Regions from separate parts of the Homo sapiens genome. Here region 1 is linked to region 2. The links are chromatin loops, found by intact Hi-C in ENCODE. Cell type or tissue: transverse colon. All regions are shown on one strand. Each heading gives the region's core, and the rest is flanking DNA. Links, peaks and the distances in the headings are about the cores only.

The links. A loop is a pair of places that touch in the nucleus more often than their neighbours do. Peaks named below come from ENCODE experiments on the same cell type or tissue, not always from the same donor. Only the 100,000 strongest peaks of a DNase experiment are listed, where the experiment ranks them.
Region 1: it touches region 2 in a loop (11-fold over the local background); 3 of 110 quality-filtered maps call a loop at or near these places.

The regions. Positions count from the first base shown.
Region 1 is chr9:71,583,160-71,592,725 of GRCh38, forward strand. It overlaps the pseudogene RPL35AP21. Among named protein-coding and RNA genes, the nearest start is that of CEMIP2, 180 kb to the right of the region's middle. In transverse colon, for the core only: no CTCF peak of the experiment used is centred there; no DNase peak of the experiment used is centred there.
Region 2 is chr9:71,633,611-71,643,176 of GRCh38, forward strand. No RefSeq gene overlaps it. Among named protein-coding and RNA genes, the nearest start is that of CEMIP2, 130 kb to the right of the region's middle. In transverse colon, for the core only: no CTCF peak of the experiment used is centred there; no DNase peak of the experiment used is centred there; H3K27ac peaks cover 1,010 bases.

The DNA.
Region 1 (9,566 bases), core at 2,658-5,157, 52 kb before region 2:
TGACTCACGGGCACCCTTCTAGACTTCCATGTGCCTGATCTCTACTGTGTGTTTTATGTCAGACCTCTCACTGTTTGGGAGATATCCTATGATAAGCTTGCACAGTTTTTAGTTGTTTAACAGCGCATGCAACACAGAATACATGTAAACAAACAGAGCAGAGGTTTTCAAACCTGCTTTAGCAGCAGCTCTACTCTCAAGCGAAATTTTACAATAAACAAATATAAATACATTATTTATGATCATGTATTTACTAAACGTATGCGTTCATATATGTAACAATTATATTAAGTCAGTTTGTTTTAATGAAAGAAAAAAATGCAGAAATCAGAGATTTACATGAAATTATGTAATAACCTTTGCGTCCAAGTTATTTGCATATTTTTTGTTTGTTTGCACAGATAACCTGTTTCTGACAGCTTGTCTGTATTCTCAAGCTATTCTTCAATTAGGCAGAAATGGCAGGGGTTTTATTCCAAGGCCTACAGAAAGTCAAGATAACCTGGCACAATAAATTGTCATATAAGTGGTCCTGAATGTGTTAAAATTTGGTACATAACACACTTGAGTTATTTCACATATCATGTTTTAATAGTTGAATATATTTGTACATGAAATCTAAATCACGCATTTAGGAATCACTAAAATACAACCATGAAACACTAAGGCTCTGTAGAACACAATTTGAAAACCCAACTGATGCAGATTCCATTGATGTTTAGGGAAATGTAAGCAGCTAAAGAGATAAGGAAAAAGTTGACTTGGAGAAAAGGCTGTGGCTGTTACCCTTGGTAACTTAATTCCCTGAGCACTTGGCTGTATCTATACTCCACCCTCCAGCACTGATTGCATTCTTCCATGCGTTGTAGGAAGGTAAGCATGTGGCTGTCCCCTGTAGGAGATCATATGCAACTCAAGACATTGTTGCATATCATTGTTAGAGACTGAATTGTGTCTTCCCCAGCCCCACAAATTCATACATTGAAGCCCTAACCCCTATGTGACTCTAGAGACAGGGCCTTTAAGAAGGTAATGAATATTAAGTCTAGTCCAGTAGGACAGATGTCCTATAAGAAGAAGCAACAACAGAGAGCTCTCTCTCAACATGTGTGCCACAGAGAGATGGGCAATGAGAGGACAGAGCAAGGAGGTACGATCTGCGAGCTGAGGAGAAAGGCCTCGCCAGAAACCAAGCCTGCTGGCACCTTGACCTTGGACTTCCAGATTTCCAACCTCCAGAACTTTGAGAAAATACATTTCTGTCGTTTAAGTCACCCAGTCTGTAGTAGCATGTGATGGCAGCCCAGGCAGACTAATACAATCATAAAATGAATATTTCAGAAAACATTTTTAAAATGAACACCACAAAAGCAATTTCTTTTTTTATCATTGTGAGGTCACCTGAATGTGATGCACTACAAAATGTTCAGCAGGATTACTTTGTAATGACTGTCATTATTCTTCTGTTTGAATAAAAGCAAAAGTTTTGGCAGTTAGGTTTGAAACGGGTGTCCATGGGTTTGATGTGATCTCAGCTCTATCTAACAGCCCCATAGATCATTGTACAGGGCTTTACATACACTGTTAGACTGGTAACATGTTAAATTGAGGAAAGACATCTTTGATTTTTTTGAGACTAATCTACTTGGTTTTTATAGTTTCTTTTTCTCGATTTATGTTTTTCCCGTATTTTACACTAGGGATAACAAAAGCACTACACAGGTATTGCCACTCCACTGTCAGTGACTGTGACAACCAGGAACAATTGATCCTGACCCCTTCTCCCCTCTAGGTTTAAATATAGACTCAGAATCCTTTTTAACACAGTTCTTCAGGGGGCCACTCTCAATCATCAGTCATGTGAAAGGAAAATTATTTACAAACCCTGTATTTTGTCTTTTTGTTCAAATGTGGCTTTAGATATCAACATTTGATAAAATTTAAACATTTAATTATGGGTATGTCATTTACTCACTGGATGAGATGATTTTAGTCTGATCAGAGGTGCTCACTTAACTCCAAGTGCATCATTCATTCCCTGGAGTTGTGTGGTCCACAGATATGTGGCAGGCTTGCCCCTTATTATTCACATTTTCATTTTATTTATCAGTTTTAACTATTTTTAAACAAAATTCTTTTTTTTTTTTTTTTGAGATGTAGTCTCGCTCTGTCACCCAGGCTGGAGTGCAGTGGCACGATCTTGGCTCACTGCAACCTCCACTCCCAGGTTCAAGCGATTCTTCTGCCTCAGCCTCCCGAGTAGCTGGGACTACAGGCACACACCACCACACCCAGCTAATTTTTGTATTTTTAGTAGAGATGGGAGTTTCACCATATTGGCCAGGCTGGTCTCAAACTCCTTACCTCGTGATCCGCCCGCCTCAGCCTCCCAAAGTGCTGGGATTACAGGCATGAGCCACTGCGCCAGGCTAAACAAAATTCTTAAATAGGAGATCATATCCAGTAATGTTAACTTCTTGCTTATAAAAACAACTAATTTGTTTTTAAATATCTTAAATGCCTTTAGTAATTTTTGAATAAACAAAATTTTTTACTATTATTAACTATTATTAAAAAGAACTTAAGATGAGACCTTCAGTTTGGAATGGCAGCCCCAGTGCGGACCCTCCAAGTTTTTCAACAAAATATCATTGTAAGCGGAAAAGATAAAAACATACTACATTTCCAAAATCTAAGGCAGATATAACACACTGCCAAGCCTGGACTATTTTTGCTTTATCATTGTAATTAATAAAAGAGATTAAAAATCACATTGATATCTAGAAACAGAGAAAATCTTGGAGGCCAAGAAGCTAGAACCAAACACCTCAACTTGCCCCCCAACAGCGACACTAAAAGGGACATAAATGGCACTCAAGTGGACAGAATGGAGCCAAGGCCATCTGCATTTTCTCTTTCTTCAAGTATAACTAAGTAGGGACAGACACTATGAAGTCTGGTCCTTTTGAAATATATTTTTTCTTCATGCAATCCTTTGAGAATGGTAACATTTTTTCTGTGGATGGTACCATGGATTATTTTTCAAAGTTCTGCTCTTCCTCTGAGTCTGCCAGATATACTTGCCTCCCCCTTATACTGCAGGCTTCTTCCTTAACCTTAGGTAGGCTAATTTTCATTACTCACCCTCAATCCATGGATGATTTGCCTAGGCTCAGCAGCACTTGCCAATGGACAAGCTGTGTAAATGACCGGTGGTCCTGCTTTCCGTCCACTCATGCCTGGCCCCAGTCCAGATGCCGCATTCATCCTGGCAAGTAGAAGGGAGCAACATTTTGACATTAACTGTTCTGGGCTTTTTAGAAATTATTTATTTTTATTGTGTTCTATGTATTTAAGGTATACAACATGTTTTGATATACATATACATAGTGGAATGATTACTGCAGTCAAGCAAATTTATATCCATCTCCTCACAGTTACCTTTTTATTTTCTTTTTCTTTGTGAGTGGATGTGTGTGTGTGTGTGTGTGTGTGTGTGTGTGTGTGTGTGCACGCACATGTGCATGTACTGAGAACACCTAAAATCTTTTCTAACTGCAACCTCTGCCTCCCAGGTTCAAGCAATTCTCCTGCCTCAGCCGCCCAAGTAGCTGGGACTACAGGCGCCTGCCACCATGCCTGGCTAATTTTTGTATTTTTAGTAGAGACCGGGTTTCACCATGTTGGCCAGGCTGGTCTGGAACGCCTGACCTCTGGTGATCCACCCTCCTCGGCCTCCCAAAGTGCTGGGATTACAGGTGTGAGCCACCGCACCTGGCCAGAGCCAGTCCCTTTTAAGGACTCATCTGAGTAGGTCATATCCACCTAGAATATATTTCCCTTTCTTGAAGTCAACTGTGCCATACAACATAACCTTGTCATGGAATGATGTCTCATCATATTCACCTACTCACAAAGAGAGGAGATTATACAAGCACAAGGGTCACTGTGGTCAACTTAGAATTCTACCTACCACACCTCCTTTCTCCAAGTGTATCAAAAGTCACAAAGAGATGCCTGATGAGGGCAAGGCCCCAGACCTCATCAGACACATCCAGACTGTCTCACTTGAGGTTCTTCAGTATTAATCAATATTTTTATATGTTCATGCATTCTTTCTCATGGAAAAAATTATTTACAGAAGTTGTATTGCAAGCCTGGCACTGTGTTAAGTGCTGGAGACACACGATGACAAGAGGTATGACCCTTGCCCTTGTTCAGTGGTGCAAAGTTAATCAAATAAACATATTATGTAAAATTATATCTTTGATTAGTACAAAGGATATGAGGTACATGGTGATATAAGATCCTATAAGGGGAATATTTGACTTTATCAGAATAAAAGAACAGAAGCAGAGGCTGCTGACTGCCCACCAAAACCCATTCTCAACTTCCATTAGAGAAGAAGGCACAGGGCTGCCCATCTGCACTGCGCTTCCCAACTTCTTTTGACTTTGGGAGTGGCTATGTAAAGAAATCCCCTCCAATGAATAGAAGTCAATAGTGCCACTTCCAGGCCTGGGCCATTAAACTCATTGTCACTCCTATGAGTGACAAAGGCATTGCCCACAGCAACCACGAGTCACATGTTAAGGATGGCAGAGCTTCAGTCAACTTAAGTCCTTCAATGACTCTATGGAGCAGAATCCTCAGCCACCGCCAGACTACCAGTGCTCTCACCACCAAAACCACTCTGGACTGTGATGTGAGAAGGAATGAAACTCCTTTTTCATTTAAGACATTACTTTTTAGGTCTGTTTCAGCAATTTAGGCTTCCCCAAGTAACACAGAACTACATGCTGGCAGGCAAAAAAAAAAAAAAAAAAAGCTTTCTTATATTATGTTTATGTAATGTGTCTCTGAAAGACTTTCACATCTACTGGGAGATGGAATTCTCTCAATAACCCCGTGAGACAGATAGCAGGCCATCTATTATAGGACCCATGCGCCCATGCAGATGAGGCTCAGAAGAATTCAGTGACTCAGGGAGGGCCCTACAGCTCAGTAGTCATTCTGGAATCTCCATCACTGACTCACCATTTGGATTTACACAGGTCACCTCTCTCTTTCATCATTGATAGGATATGGTCATCCCTGTCTTTCTACCTAAGAGAGAAAAATTCTATGGGGGCTGGTCTGTGAATCCCTTAGTAAAAATGACACAGATGTGATATTCAGTTCCATAAGTTACACAGGTAGGAGAGATTTAGCTATATTATTTGGCAATGCCTTCTTAATTGTTTACTCTTCAATATCTTAGCTCCATTGGAAACAGACTGATAGGCAAAACCAAACATAGGCTGCTAAGCTACTATTGGTCTTAGATCTCTTAAATTGTAACATCTGATGTAATATCATTTTTGATCTCATTCTTGATGTAGTTCTTTTGACTCTGTTTACTTACCTGTGTATGTTATCAGAAAATGTACCATTTCAAAATTTTTTATTCACTCATGTGTTCACCAAAAGTTATGAGCATTTACTCTGTTTAAAGTCATTGTGCTAGACCCTGGGTATCCAGTAGTAAACAATGTGGGCATAGTCCCTGCCCTCAAGAAGATTATAGTCTGATCAGAAAAGCGGACAATAAACAAGAAAATATGCAATCTTATTTAATTACAAATAGTGATTGATGGAAAGAAAGAATGAAGAAATGAAGATGATGAGAACTAGGACACACTTTTTATATCTCTCTCTAGTTAAATCTTCTAAAATTCATTCTGCAGAATTAGAATTACTCACAAATGTATTATTTCCAACTTGCTAATATAGCCTATTTTCTACCCTTGGACTGCTTAAGTAGTTTTGCTTCACTTCTAGGAAATGCAGAGCTACATTTGGTACTTAGCAATAGAAATGTCTGAACTTAGGTTCCTAACTCAGCTATCTTTCTACTTCTTCCAAATTGTTTCTGCTTTATTTTCTTTTTCAGGTGAGAAAAATACATATTTTAATCTCAGTCTTTCATTTCAATCCCCTTCTCATGCAGTGTTCCCATTTTTAAGCCTAAGAGATACCGCTCTGATGTTCCTTCCTTTATTTTGTTTTTCAGGTGAGAAAGGAAGGGAGGGAAGGAAGGAAGGCGGGGAACAAACACTAATAAATGAGGGCCTTGCTCTTTTGCACACAACATCCCGATGATCTGTCTTTGGGCCTTGACGGGGTGACCAGATGCGACGTGTTTGAGGAAACCCAGGCACTTCTGGTGGCTGAGGAAGACAGGAAATCCCAACTTGACACTCACAGATGACGGCTAAAGCAGACACAACCACAGGGGCAGAAATCTGACTGCGAGGAACCTGGACTCTGACTCGAACACCCGCGAAGGACAGGGATTGGGACCCTTATATTACTGTTTACCCAGGAGTTACAAATCATTGCTCTTCCCGCCATCTTGGCTCCTGTGGAGGCCTGCTGGGAACAGGACTTCTAAAAGGAACTATATCTGGAAGGCTGTGGTCCAATGCCATTTTTGCCGGCTATAAGCAGGATCTCTGGAACCAAAGGGAGCACACACCTCTTCTAAAAATTGAAGTTGTTTATGCCTGAGATGAAACAGAATTCTATTTGGGCAAGAGATGTGCTTATGTATACAAAGCAAAGAACAACCCAGTGACTCCTGGCAGCAAACCAAACAAAACCAGAGTAATCGGGGGAAAGGTAACTCATGCTCATGGAAACAGTGGCCTGGTTCGTGCCAAATTCCGAAGTAATCTTCCTGCTAAGGCTATTGGACACAGAATCCGAGTGATGCTGTACCCCTCAAGGATCTAAACTAACGAAAAGTCAATAAATAAACTTGGATTTATGCTCTTGAAAAAAAAAATCATTGACCCTCTGAGTTGTGACTTTTCTGGCACCCCATTCGGATATTCTATATGATGGGTATGGTTTTTATTTGCTCTGTGGCCTTGGATGAGCCACTGAAAGGTCTTCAAGGTTAAATTTCTATCCTGTCTCATAATGACATCTTAACCCCTCAATAAAGTATTATATTTTTAAAATTAAAAAAAAAAATCTGAGAGATACTTCGATTCAAGGTTTAAAATACTCCAGAACCATCATTTAATTTGACAAAACTATGTCCTTGCCCTGAAAGCAAGAGTAGAAACTGTGGCCCTGTTATCATAGTCCTGTTTCCACAAAGCCTGTTCTATGTCCCCAAACAGGTTGGCAGAAGAGTTGTAAAGATCTGAGGGCCACGGTGATGAGGGAAAAGATTTTAGGAAACAGAAAAAGAAGAACAGTTATTGAGTGCTTATTATATATTCTAAGTGCTCTCATAGCATTCTCTTGTTAAATGCTCACAACTCTACAGTTCTAGCCTTCTCAGAGATTCCCCCAGCCCATACCACGTGGTCCAGAGAGGTCAAGGTCTTATGTCATGTTCTCCCTTAAACCTCTCTGCATCTCTAAACCCACAGGGCAGAGGTTAGCCCGTCATGTAGGTAGCCTGGTGTCATTTTACATGTACTAATTTCCACATTTAACTAATAAAAAACTTGCCAGAAATTGGATTGGGATTTTTTTTTTTTTAACACAGAGTTTCACTCTGTTACCCAGGCTGGAGTGCAATGGCACAATCTTGACTCACTGCAACCTCTGTGCCTCCCCTGTTGAAGCAATTCTCCTGCCTCAGCCTCCCATGTAGCTGGGATTACAGGCATGTGCCACCATGCCCAGCTAATTTTTTTGTATTTAGTAGAGACATGGTTTCACCATGTTGGTCAGGCTGGTCTCAAACTCCTGATCTCAGGTGATCCCACCCGCCTAGGCCTCCCAAAGTGCTGGGATTACAGGCATGAGCCACTGTGCCCAGCCCTGAATTGGGATTTTTAGCCGATTATAGGCTCAGGGCCATATGACAATAAAAATAAAACTTTAGGGCTACATATTTTAATCTCAGTCTTTTGTTTCAATCCCTTGCTCATGCAATTTTCCCTATTATTAAGCCAAGGAGATATCACTCCAATGTCCCTGGCTCCCTACACAACAAGGAGATGTGCCACCTCAGAGCTGAAACCTTGGGGGAACTCAGGCCCCAAACATCCACGAATAGAATGTATGGCTTCACTGAAGCAGAGTGGCACAATGACACGTGTCTTTACAAATTTAACAGGCTATAATCAGCTACAGCTGCCATGCAATGGCCTGTCTGTCTTGGCATCCACCAGCTTCTGTCCATAACGCAGCTTCTCAGCCGGTTTAGGTATGGGAACCACACAACCTCTAAAGTGAAGGAGGCTTCTCCAGCAAAACCGAACGGCATATTCAGATGCTGGGTGAGGATTCATAATATTTAGCTATTTTGTTAATTAATATAACAGTAATTTCTTTATTCAGTCACAGAAACATCAATGTATCTATGCTGAAGCACCATAATTTTATAAGCACAGTTATTGGGGGAAAATGTTACCTTTTTGTCCTAAAAAGACTCTCCACGCATGTAGCTAGGGAAAGCTAAGGTCAGTGGCAGAGTTATATGCACACCTCCACCACCAACATCACCACCACCACCTCCTCCTTCATCTCTCATCCAGCTCTGCCTTAGGCCCTTTTTTTTCTTTTCTTTTCTTTTCTTTTTTTTTTCCCCAAGACAGGGTCTCACTCTGTCACCCAGGCTGGAGTGTGGTGGCGCAATCTTGACTCACTGCAACCTTCACCTCCTCAGCTCAAGTGATCCTCCCATCACCTCAGCCTCCCAATAGCTGGGACTACAGGCATGCACCACCACACCCAGCTACTTTTCATATTTCTTTTTGTACAAACGGGGTTTTGCTGTGTTGTCCAGGCTGGTCTTGAACTACTGGACTCAAGAGATCCACTTGTCTCTGCCTCCCAAAGTGCTGGGATTACAGGAGTGAGCCACCATACCTGGCCTGTCTGAGACCCTTTAACCCATTTATGCCTGAGGTTGCACTTTTTGGAATTTTTGCAATCAGACCTTGGCAATGATCTTGAGCAGTAGGATATAAATAACTCCCACATATGGGAGGTCGGGGTGGGTGGATCATGAGGTCAGGAGTTGGAGACCAGCCTGGCCAACATAGTAAAACTCCATCTCTACTAAAAATACAAAAATTAGCCAGGTGCGGTGGTGCACGCCTGTAATCCCAGCTACTCAGGAGGCTCAGGCAGGAGAATTGCTGAAACCTGGGAGGCAGAGGGAGGTTACAGTGAGCTGAGATCATGCCATTGCATTCCAGCCTGGGCAATAGAGCGAGACTCCATCTCAAAAAAATAAATAAATAAAAAAACTCCCACATACTTAGCGTTCCAATAATGGAACACTAGGAACAAATGGGTTTTTACCTTGGGGGTTTTAAGTACTCCCATGGCAATGATCCATGAGAGCATTTATCATTCAGTTGTGACTCTTTTCTCACTTGCCTGTATCCTCCCTAATACAGAAGGTTGAGGACAGAAACCACATTAATATTGTCGAACATTGCATTCCCAATACCTTACTCAGAACCTGACACATAACAGGCATCTACTGAGTATTTGCTGAATGAACAAATACATTTCTTCTGCTCTTAGTCCCTCCAGGTTTCTTCTCCCCTTTG
Region 2 (9,566 bases), core at 4,434-6,933:
GTGCCACTCTACTCCAGATTCAAAGATGGAGAACTGAGCATTTTAGGACCAAGGAAAACGATATGCAACTTAGCAAGCTGGATTTGTCTCGGGCTTTTACCAGCCCAAATTTTGCTCAGAGAAGGGGCATGTATGTTACTTGGCATGACATGACCAGGTCATTATGGGTATCAACCATCATGCCATGCTGAAAGCGATAATGCAATGGGCTCTCCCACTCTGAACCTAAGGCAGATGCCATTTTTACCTCTCGACATAAAGTAATATAGAGCATGGGGATGACCTCAACTAGGAACACTACTGAATCCTCAAGGCAAAATGATGGCGTCTGAAGAAACATAAAAGCATACACAATTTTCCCTTTGTTAGAGTCAGGTCAGATTCTACCTTTTATTTTTCATTCATCTCAATAGACATTTATTATATAGCTATGGTTGGAATCATACAGCATATAGCCTTTTCAGATTGAGTTTCACTTAGTAATATGCATTTTGGATTCCTCCATGTCTTTTTGGGTTTTTTTTCTTTTTCTTTTTTTTTTTTTTGAGACGGAGTCTCACTCTGTCGCCCAGGCCGGAGTGCAGTGGCGGGATCTCGGCTCACTGCAAGCTCCGCCTCCCAGGTTCACGCCATTCTCCCGCCTCAGCCTCCCAAGTAGCTGGGACTACAGGCGCCCGACACCACGCCCAGCTAATTTTTTTGTATTTTTAGTAGAGACGGGGTTTCACCATGTTAGCCAGGATGGTCTTGATCTCCTGACCTCGTGATCCACCCGCCTCGGCCTCCCAAAGTGCTGAGATTACAGGCGTGAGCCCCTCCATGTCTTTTAATGGCTGAATTTCTTTTTATACACGTAAACTGTGGGTGTGGGGAGGGTAAAAGCACATAGCACGTCAAGAGTTGAGACTCCAGTGTTGTTTTCCTTCTACAATAAAGCCCCAGGCTCACACACCTTACATTATGATAGCCCACTGGTCAACCTGGGAAGTGCTTATATGTTAATTATCCTAAACCTGTTTTGCTACAATGTGTCGTCTGTGTCAGGCACTGTGCTACAGCTCAAGGATGAAATATAGGGGTCCCAGGCCCAAAGAGTTCACAGACTGGTCAGAAAGACTACACATAAATGCATGAATTGCAATAGAAAATAGTAGGGGCTTTAGGGGAGGGATAACAAAGGGCTTCAGGATCATACAGGATAGGACTGAGCCTTAGTCTAGTCCGTCTGGTTTCTATGTCCGCTGTGTGCTCACTGCTGACTATTAAACTGAAGGACCGATAGGATAAACCAGCTACTTTCCAAAACTGGTCAAATGAAAAAACACTGGGCTCTAGGTAAGGTCGGAGTGCCCTCTACTGAAGCAGGAAGATAGAATTAGAAGACAAACTAGTCTGAGTAGAAAAACATTAAAATATTCTTTCTATCCTTTTCTTTGTAGAAATGAATAAAGATCCACCTCTTATAACAATAGCCATCTTAAGTCTAGTAGATTGTGCTTATTGGATGGAAAACAATAGGAGGGCAGGAGAATAGCAAGCAGATGTGAACATCACAGTGGCAAAACAAGTTTAGGATAACTAGCATATAAACACTTTCCAGGTTGATTTGGGGGCTATCAAAATCAAAGGTGTGTTAGCCTGGGACCTTATTGTAGAAGGAACTGGAGCCTCAACTCCTGACGAGCAATCATGCGCTTTCACTCTCCCTATTCCCACATTTTATGTAAATAAAAAGAAATCCAGCCCTAAAAAGACATGGAGGAAATCTAAATGCATATCTAAGTGAAAGAAGCCAGTCTGAAAAGACTACATACTGCATAATTCCAACTATATAATGCTCGGAAAAAGTCAAAACGATGGAGATAGTAAAAAGGCTGATAGCTGCTGGGGGTTAGAGGGGCTGGAAGCATGAATAGGCAGAGCACGGAGGATTTTTAGGGCAGGGAATCTACTCTGTATGGTAGTATAATGGTGAATACATGTCATTACACATTTGTCCAAACTCATGGAATGTACAACACCAAGAGTGAACCCTAATGCAAACTATGGACTTTGGGTGATGATATGTCAAAGGATTGAATTTGATTTTTTTTAAAAGAAATTCTGGCTAATTCCATCATCAGGGCAAGTCTCAGAAGGTAAAAGAAGATCATAAAAAGGCAATATGTAAATTGAACATTGTATCTGTAAGCACATGGCCCGTCAGTGGGGCAGGGCACTCCCAGGCTGGTGGGGGTGGGCCCTCAAGCAAGCCACTTCTTTCTTTGCTGTTTTACTTCAGTCTGAATGTCAGTTTGAGTTCTACGGTTTAAGATCTATGTTAAAAATAAGTTAGTTATGATTACAATCATTGCTACTTTTGAGTGAATGCTGAAATTTCCACTAAATCAATCAGAATTTAACCAGTTTCTGGAAAATGTAATGATAGGTAGGTTCATCGATTGTAACAAATGCACCCCGCTGGTGCAGAATGTTGATAGTAGGGAAGACTGTGCATGTGTGAAGGTGAACTTTCTGCTTGATTTTGTTGTGAACCTAAAGCAGCTCTGAAAAAAAATAAGATCTTTTAAAAAATTTTTAAAGAAATTCAGGCTAATTCCTTCATAAGGGCAGGTCTCAGAAGGCAAAAGAAGATCATAAAAAGGTAATTTGTCTTGCCATCTAAAGCGACTGTAGATAAGAAGAGAGAATGTGTGAAGGACAGATGACATGGTAGTATGAGCCTCAAAGAAAGCCTCCTTATTTACTTCCTCTTGCTCAACCTCCCTATCAAACAGCAAGCTACAGAGACAATATCATTACATATGCCAGAAATTGGTTAAATTCTGATTGACTTAGTGGAAATTTCAGCATTCACTCAAAAGTAGCAATGATTGTAATCATAACTAACTTATTTTTAACACAGATCTTAAACTGTAGAATTCAAATTTACATTCAGATTGAAGTATGACACCAAAGAGAGAAGTGACTTGTCTAAGGGTCCACCTCCGACAGCCTGGGAGTGCCGCCGCACTGACTGGCAATGTGCTTACAGATCAGTGTTCATTTACGTTATGCAACAGAAAAGACAGAGGCTTCTAAAACTGAAGGTTCTGCCATAAGTGACTCTTGAGCAAATGAGATATTTTATAGCAGCAATTGGGGCTGCTTTTTTTTTTCAAACCAGGACATATGCTAAATGTGGATAACTGTCCTTTAGGTTAGATTATTTGGTCTGAAGTCCTTTTTCCACCTTGAATTAGCTTCCAAAAATGGAATCTCATATTTTGAAAGTGTTCTTGATAAGTCTTCAGAAATATCCCAAGAGGAGCACTGTAGTCATTTACTTAAATGGCATTTAGAGTAATTAACAGTTTTAGAATTTTTCCTGGCCTCTTTAATTATCCAGTGAGGACTAAATATTTCATCGCTCCTGCATGATTAACGTGCTAGTACAGATGAAAAGGTAAGGGGAGGTCTCTGTAGAACAGGTGCTTAATGCCTTACTTGCAATAAACATCCCAGCCACCATGAGTTTGGACATCTGGTAGAGATTTTGTAGTGATATAACATCTGGAATTTAATTTGCTACATGTAGTAGAAACTCCTTCTATTAAAAAAAAAAAAAAAAAAAAAAAAAAAAACCTCTACTTTATTCAAAGCAATTTGCAGTCTTATAATCCATTCATACCCCTACCCAGCCCTTTAGAAAAAAAATCTCCACAATGCCTATTGTGAAAATCCTTGAAATTTCTTGGCTTTGCAAAATGATAACTTAATGCATTTTAAGCAAGGTTATTCCAATTCCTGCTTCCATGTTTCCATCCATTAATGAGCTCTGGCTTTATAATTAAAGTGACCTAGTGTGATATTTCAGCTTAATTACTCAATGCTGTCATCTATTTCAGGGCCTGTGAATTCAATAGTATGTATGGAGGCCCAGTAAGAAGTGAGGGAGGAGAGCAAGCAGAGAGTTCATTTGCATTTATTGAGTTCATTCGTGTTTATGTGCACAGTGTTCTTCTCCTGTGGAAATGGACTTTTGTGACTGCTCTTTTCACAGTTCAGTAGATTGCTCTCTCCACTGCAAATGGCTGCTAGCAATAAACACCCTTACTTTCATCTGTGAGACCCAATCATTTCCTGGAGATAAAGATGGCTTAGATTAATGTAAAATACATTCCAAGACATTTCTTGGATGGAGTCAGAATATTTAAAGAAAACCTAACAGGCAGACCTTAGATAAGATGGCTCTTTTTTGCTCTCTCTCTCTCTTCTTTTTTTTTTTTTTTTTTTTTTTTTTTTTTTTTTTGCCATCCTCAAATGTGGGGCCAACTGACCTTTGGAAAGCAAGAAGGGGCTATTAAACGATATCAACCCCTTCTTCAGTCTCAGGGTGGCAGAGCTCCCTCTCTAAGAAAGCAGGTTGCCCACCAGATGAAAGGCTGGAAGTTGATATTCAGACCCTGAGTGTGCCTTTCACAGTCCTTTCTAAACTTGGCCTATGGTCAGTTTTGTGTGTGATATCAAGCTGATAAGTATTTCTCGGAATGATTTCCTCCTCCATTGAACCAGATCCTGAAAGGAAACGTTGATTCTGGCTCTTCCCTAAATTGCTCATCCTCAGCATTTCCTACCATCGCTATCATTAAACAAAAACTGTCCTCAAATAGTTATGACTGTTACAAACATCTTATGTTCATTTCTTTCAGCGATTTCTCCTTATAATAAATTCTGCTTTTGGATCCAATATATCAAATTCAGCCTGCTAAAGCACTTACTATTTTTCTAATAATTGAAACATGAGTTTATTGCCTGTGAAAAACATGTTCAGCCCAGAAAAACACATTCTAATAGTCGAGACCTTTTGAAATGTAAACATTACATATGGGAAACATTCAATATGGGAACAGTTTAAGTGGGTTTCTCTAAGTCATTACCAGATGATCTTCCAGTAGGCTCTAGCCTCAAGATAAAATGAAACCTAAAGTTGCCTGAGTAGATTTGTGGTGATCAGCTTTAAATATATTAGACTGGGAACATATGTTTTTTAGGCAAAGGAATCTTGACGCAGCAAAACCTTTTGACATGACAGAGGAAGGAAATTGATCTGAGTAGCTGTCTGTAGTATGCCATTTGCTGTGATCGGTCTCTCGTCTAGCCTGATCTCTGGTGTCCCTGTTTGTATTGGAGCCATTTCCTGCCTGATAGTACGTTCCTGTTCGACACACCATGCCTGGGAAAAGGCAGTACCATTTACCCCCACCCAGGCACAAGCTGTAAGACGTCATCAGAACCCTCTGTTTCCGTTACTGGGTGTTGGTCATTCTGCAGGGTTTGCATCTTTCTCTATTTACTTCCTGCCCAGTTAAGGGAAATCAAAAGAAGTGTCCCAAGATTTGGTTTCAAGATGAATTGACAAAGCTCAAAAAAAAAGAAGACAAGGAGGAGGTGAAAACGTAGTTCAAGGTCCAAGATTTATAATCAGAATTTTGAAGCCTATAGAATTTATCTGTTCCTTGCTACTCAAAGTATGGTCCATGGACCAGCAGCACAGGAATCATGTGGAAGCTTATTATAAATACAAAACCCCAGACCCCACCCAAGACCTACTGCATCAAAATCTGCATTTTAACAAGATACTCAATTAATTTGTGTGTGCCCTGAAATTTGAGATATACTGATCCAAGTCAAGCCTTTTATTTACAGATAAGGAAACTGAGTCCCAGGTGAAAGGCTTATGCCAAACCACAAAACTATTCATCCCAGAGGAGCTGGGACTAGAACTTTAATATGAATACTCTGGCCAGTCTTCTTTCTCTGTATTTGAATGGAAGACATACAGCTCATGCCCTGGGGACAAAATTTCTTCAAATTTGTCATCCTCTTCAACTCACAGATTACACCTCTTCAACTCACAGATTTCTCACTCATCAGAGCTTCTTCACTTCTCTCTTCATCCATGTTAGATTCCATTACAATCCTCATCCTGCAAATTTCTGAACTCCCCTTGAACCATCTTCTCATTGTTTCACACACTCTGAGCAGAGCACCTATCATGAGTGAGCTCAACCAACCCCTTTCTCCACACCTGCACCCAAACAGCTGAGCAAGGCTGGAGAAATATCATTGAAACATACAGATTGCTGTCACTTTATATTTACAATCAGCAATCTCAACTAAGCCCTCAACAGTGTCCACTAATCTTATTATATGTCTACAGTAGTATAGTACATTTTCTACCCTTTCATACTTTTTGCAATTTCCTCAAAATTCCCACTACCTATTATCTCTCTCTCTCTCTCTCTCTCTCTCTCTCTCTCTCTCTCTCTCTCAGACAAAATCTCATTTTATTACCCAGGCCAGAGTGCAGTGGTGCTATCACGGCTCACTGCAGCCTTAACCTCCCAGGCTCAAGTGATCCTCCCACCTTAGCCTCCTGAGTAGCTGAGACTACAAGCACACACCATCACTCCTGGCTAATTTGGTTTTTTATATATTTTTTTTAGAGACAGGGCCCCTCTATGTTGCCTGGGCTGGTCTCAAACTCATGAGCTCAAGTGATCCTCTCGCCTTGGCCTACCAAAGTGCTGGGGTTACAGGCGTGAGCCACCACACCCAGCCCACCACCCATTCTCAAGTAATGATTTGTCTCCAATTTCACTGAGACAATACAAGTAATCAGCTATTAAACCTTTCAACTTTCTACCACTGGTTCGAAATCTACATACCCGTCTGCACCTGCCCACACCCATATTCTCCTTTCCCCTCTCTCCCACCTCTTAACACACTAGTTTGCAATGGGCCCTGTGAAACCACCCACTCTCCCCTTCTCAGGAAGGATTCTTGCACTATAGATCATTTTTTCTTTTCTGAATATGCCATATGTACACATCCTTGCTTCTGAATCAATCTCATCAGCATTCAGTTATATCCCAGTACCTCCCTTCTTCAACAAGAAGCAAGGAGGCAAAGCTTTGGAGAGAATTTCCTTAATTTGAATTCTCTCAATTCTCTTCCTCACAGCAGCTTCTTGAAAGAGTGTATTCTCTACACAAATACTGTTTACTTTTCATCTTTTATTCACTATTTCTTTACTTTGTTGATTTTATAAAAGTGGCACATGCTCCTTTTTTAAAAATTTAAGCAATAAAATATTTTTTAATTATGAAAACAGCCCCAGAACTCCCACAACCCAGAGATAATCATCCCTTGTCTCTTTGTAATCTCTCTTTTATATTAATATATGTCAACATGAAGGGGGATAGATAGAGTAAAAAATATAAAATGGGATATATTCTATATGCTGTGTTTTAAAATGTAAGATTTAATTGTATTTTTTCAAATGCATTTTTCCCCAAACCTTATTTATTTTTTATTGTACTTGAATTTAACAACAGAACAAGTTTAGAAAGCAAAATTAAAAGACATTCCTGGCCATTTGCAGTGGTGGTTTATGCCTGTAATCCTAGCGTTTTGGGAGGCCGAGTCAAGCAGATGGTTTGAGCACAGGAGTTTGAGACCAGCATGGGCAACATGTTGAAACCCTGTCCCTACACACACACACACACACACACACAAAAACCCTACAAAAATTAGCTGGGTGTGGTGGTGCACACCTGTTGTCCCAGCGACTCAGGAGGCTGAGGTGGGAGGATCACTTGAGCCCAGGAGGTTGAGGCTACAGTAAGCTGAGATCACGCCACTACACTCCATCCTGGGTGAAAGAGTGAGACCTTGTCACCAAAAAAATTAAATTAAAAAAAAAAGAATAACTACTTTGAACAATAAGAGAAGTAGTCTTTTAACCTATCAGAAACTCAAAAGAATGCAACATTTGTCTCTCACTTACCTGTGGCCTGGAAGCCCCCGGGATGACTGGAGAGGGGGTGGGTGGCTTGTTTTGAGTTGTCTCCACCCTTCTGGATGGAGTTAATGTACTTCTTACATATATTGATTGATGTCACATGTCTCCCTAAAATGTATGGAACCAAGCTGTGCCCCGACCATCTTGGGTACATGTTGTCAGGACTTCCTGAGGCTGTGTCACGGGCACGTCCTCAACCTTGGCAAAATAACCTTTCTAAATTAACTGAAAAAAAAAAAAGGAAAATTAGTCTTTTATAATTGCCTTCACATTCTTAGTTTTATAGCTTATCTTGTTATTTTAACTGTATCAAAGTTTTTAATACTTATAATCTGTTTTGTAATTATCATCCTTCAAGTATTGTGTTCTAGTTCTCTATTTAAATATATCTAATCCTCAACACTGATTATTTTTACTGTAGGTTTTCCATTTCTGAGTATATTCAACAAATGTATTTGAAGCATCTAAACATTGGAGATGCGACTAGAAAAACAGGTAAGAGCTTTGTTTTTATGGAACATATTCTAGAACAGGAGAGAGAAAACAGAAGTAAACAAGACAAACCAAAAACCAATATAACTTTCAGATTGTGTGTGATAAGTACTGTGTACCTTACATAAGGACATATACTGAATAAGTAAGGAAAAAGCTATTCTCATCAAGAAAGGCTTCCCTTTGGATGTGGCATGTGAGCTGAGTCCTGAATGATTCAAAAGAGCCAATCAAAGAAAGGGATGGGGGAGCAGGAAGAGGAGGGACATTTTACATAGAAGGAACAGAAAATGCTTAAGGCTACATAGAAGGAACAGAAATAAGCTTGGCGTATTTGAGTAACAGAAAGTAGGCCCATGTGGCTAGAGCTTAGTGGGAGACTAGGAGACGGGAACGTGCAGTTTGAGACGTAGACAGGAGTCAGTTCACAAAGAGGTTTTACGCCAAGGCATGAAGTTGCAACTTTATTCAAAATGCAATGCAAAGCCTTCAGTAGGCATAAGCAAGAGAGGGAGAGAGGGATATAAAGTGATTTATGTTTTCAGACGACCAGTTTGACTCCTGTGTAGAGAATAAATTGAAAGAGGAGGTGAAGTGAAAAGGTAGAAGCAGGAAGTTCAGCTAGGAGATTATTGTAGTAATCCAGGCAAGAGATGATGGTGGCTTGGACTAGAGAGATACCAGCAAGGATACAGAAGAGTAGCAAATTTGGGATATACATTATAAATAGAGGGGATGGGACTTGCTAGTGGGCTGGATGTGGAGAAAAATAGAACCAAGGACAAATCACAGTGGTTGGTTGATTTTGTTTTACTGAGCAACTGGGTTAAAATTGACGCCATTTACAGAGAGAAAGAAGGCTGGAGAAAGTATAGGTTGGACTGGGAACAGATGTCCAGGAATTTCACATTTGAGATATCTACTGAAAAATCCATCAGACAGGGGTATCTACGTCTAGTTGAGAGTTGAATGGAGAGAAAAATTTGGGAGTGCTCAACATGTAGATGCAATGAACACCGTCGGAAGGATTGAAATCACCTAGGGTGGGTAAAAGGTCCACAGTCCTCACTTTGCAACAAAATTATCTGAAAACCCTAAGAAACACTTGTGGCTGGGCACGGTGGCTCAGGCCTGTAATCCCAACACTTTGGGAGCCCGAGGTGAGAGGATTGCTTGAAGCCAGGAGTTCGAGACCAGCCTGGGCAACATAGTGAGACCCTCGTCTCTA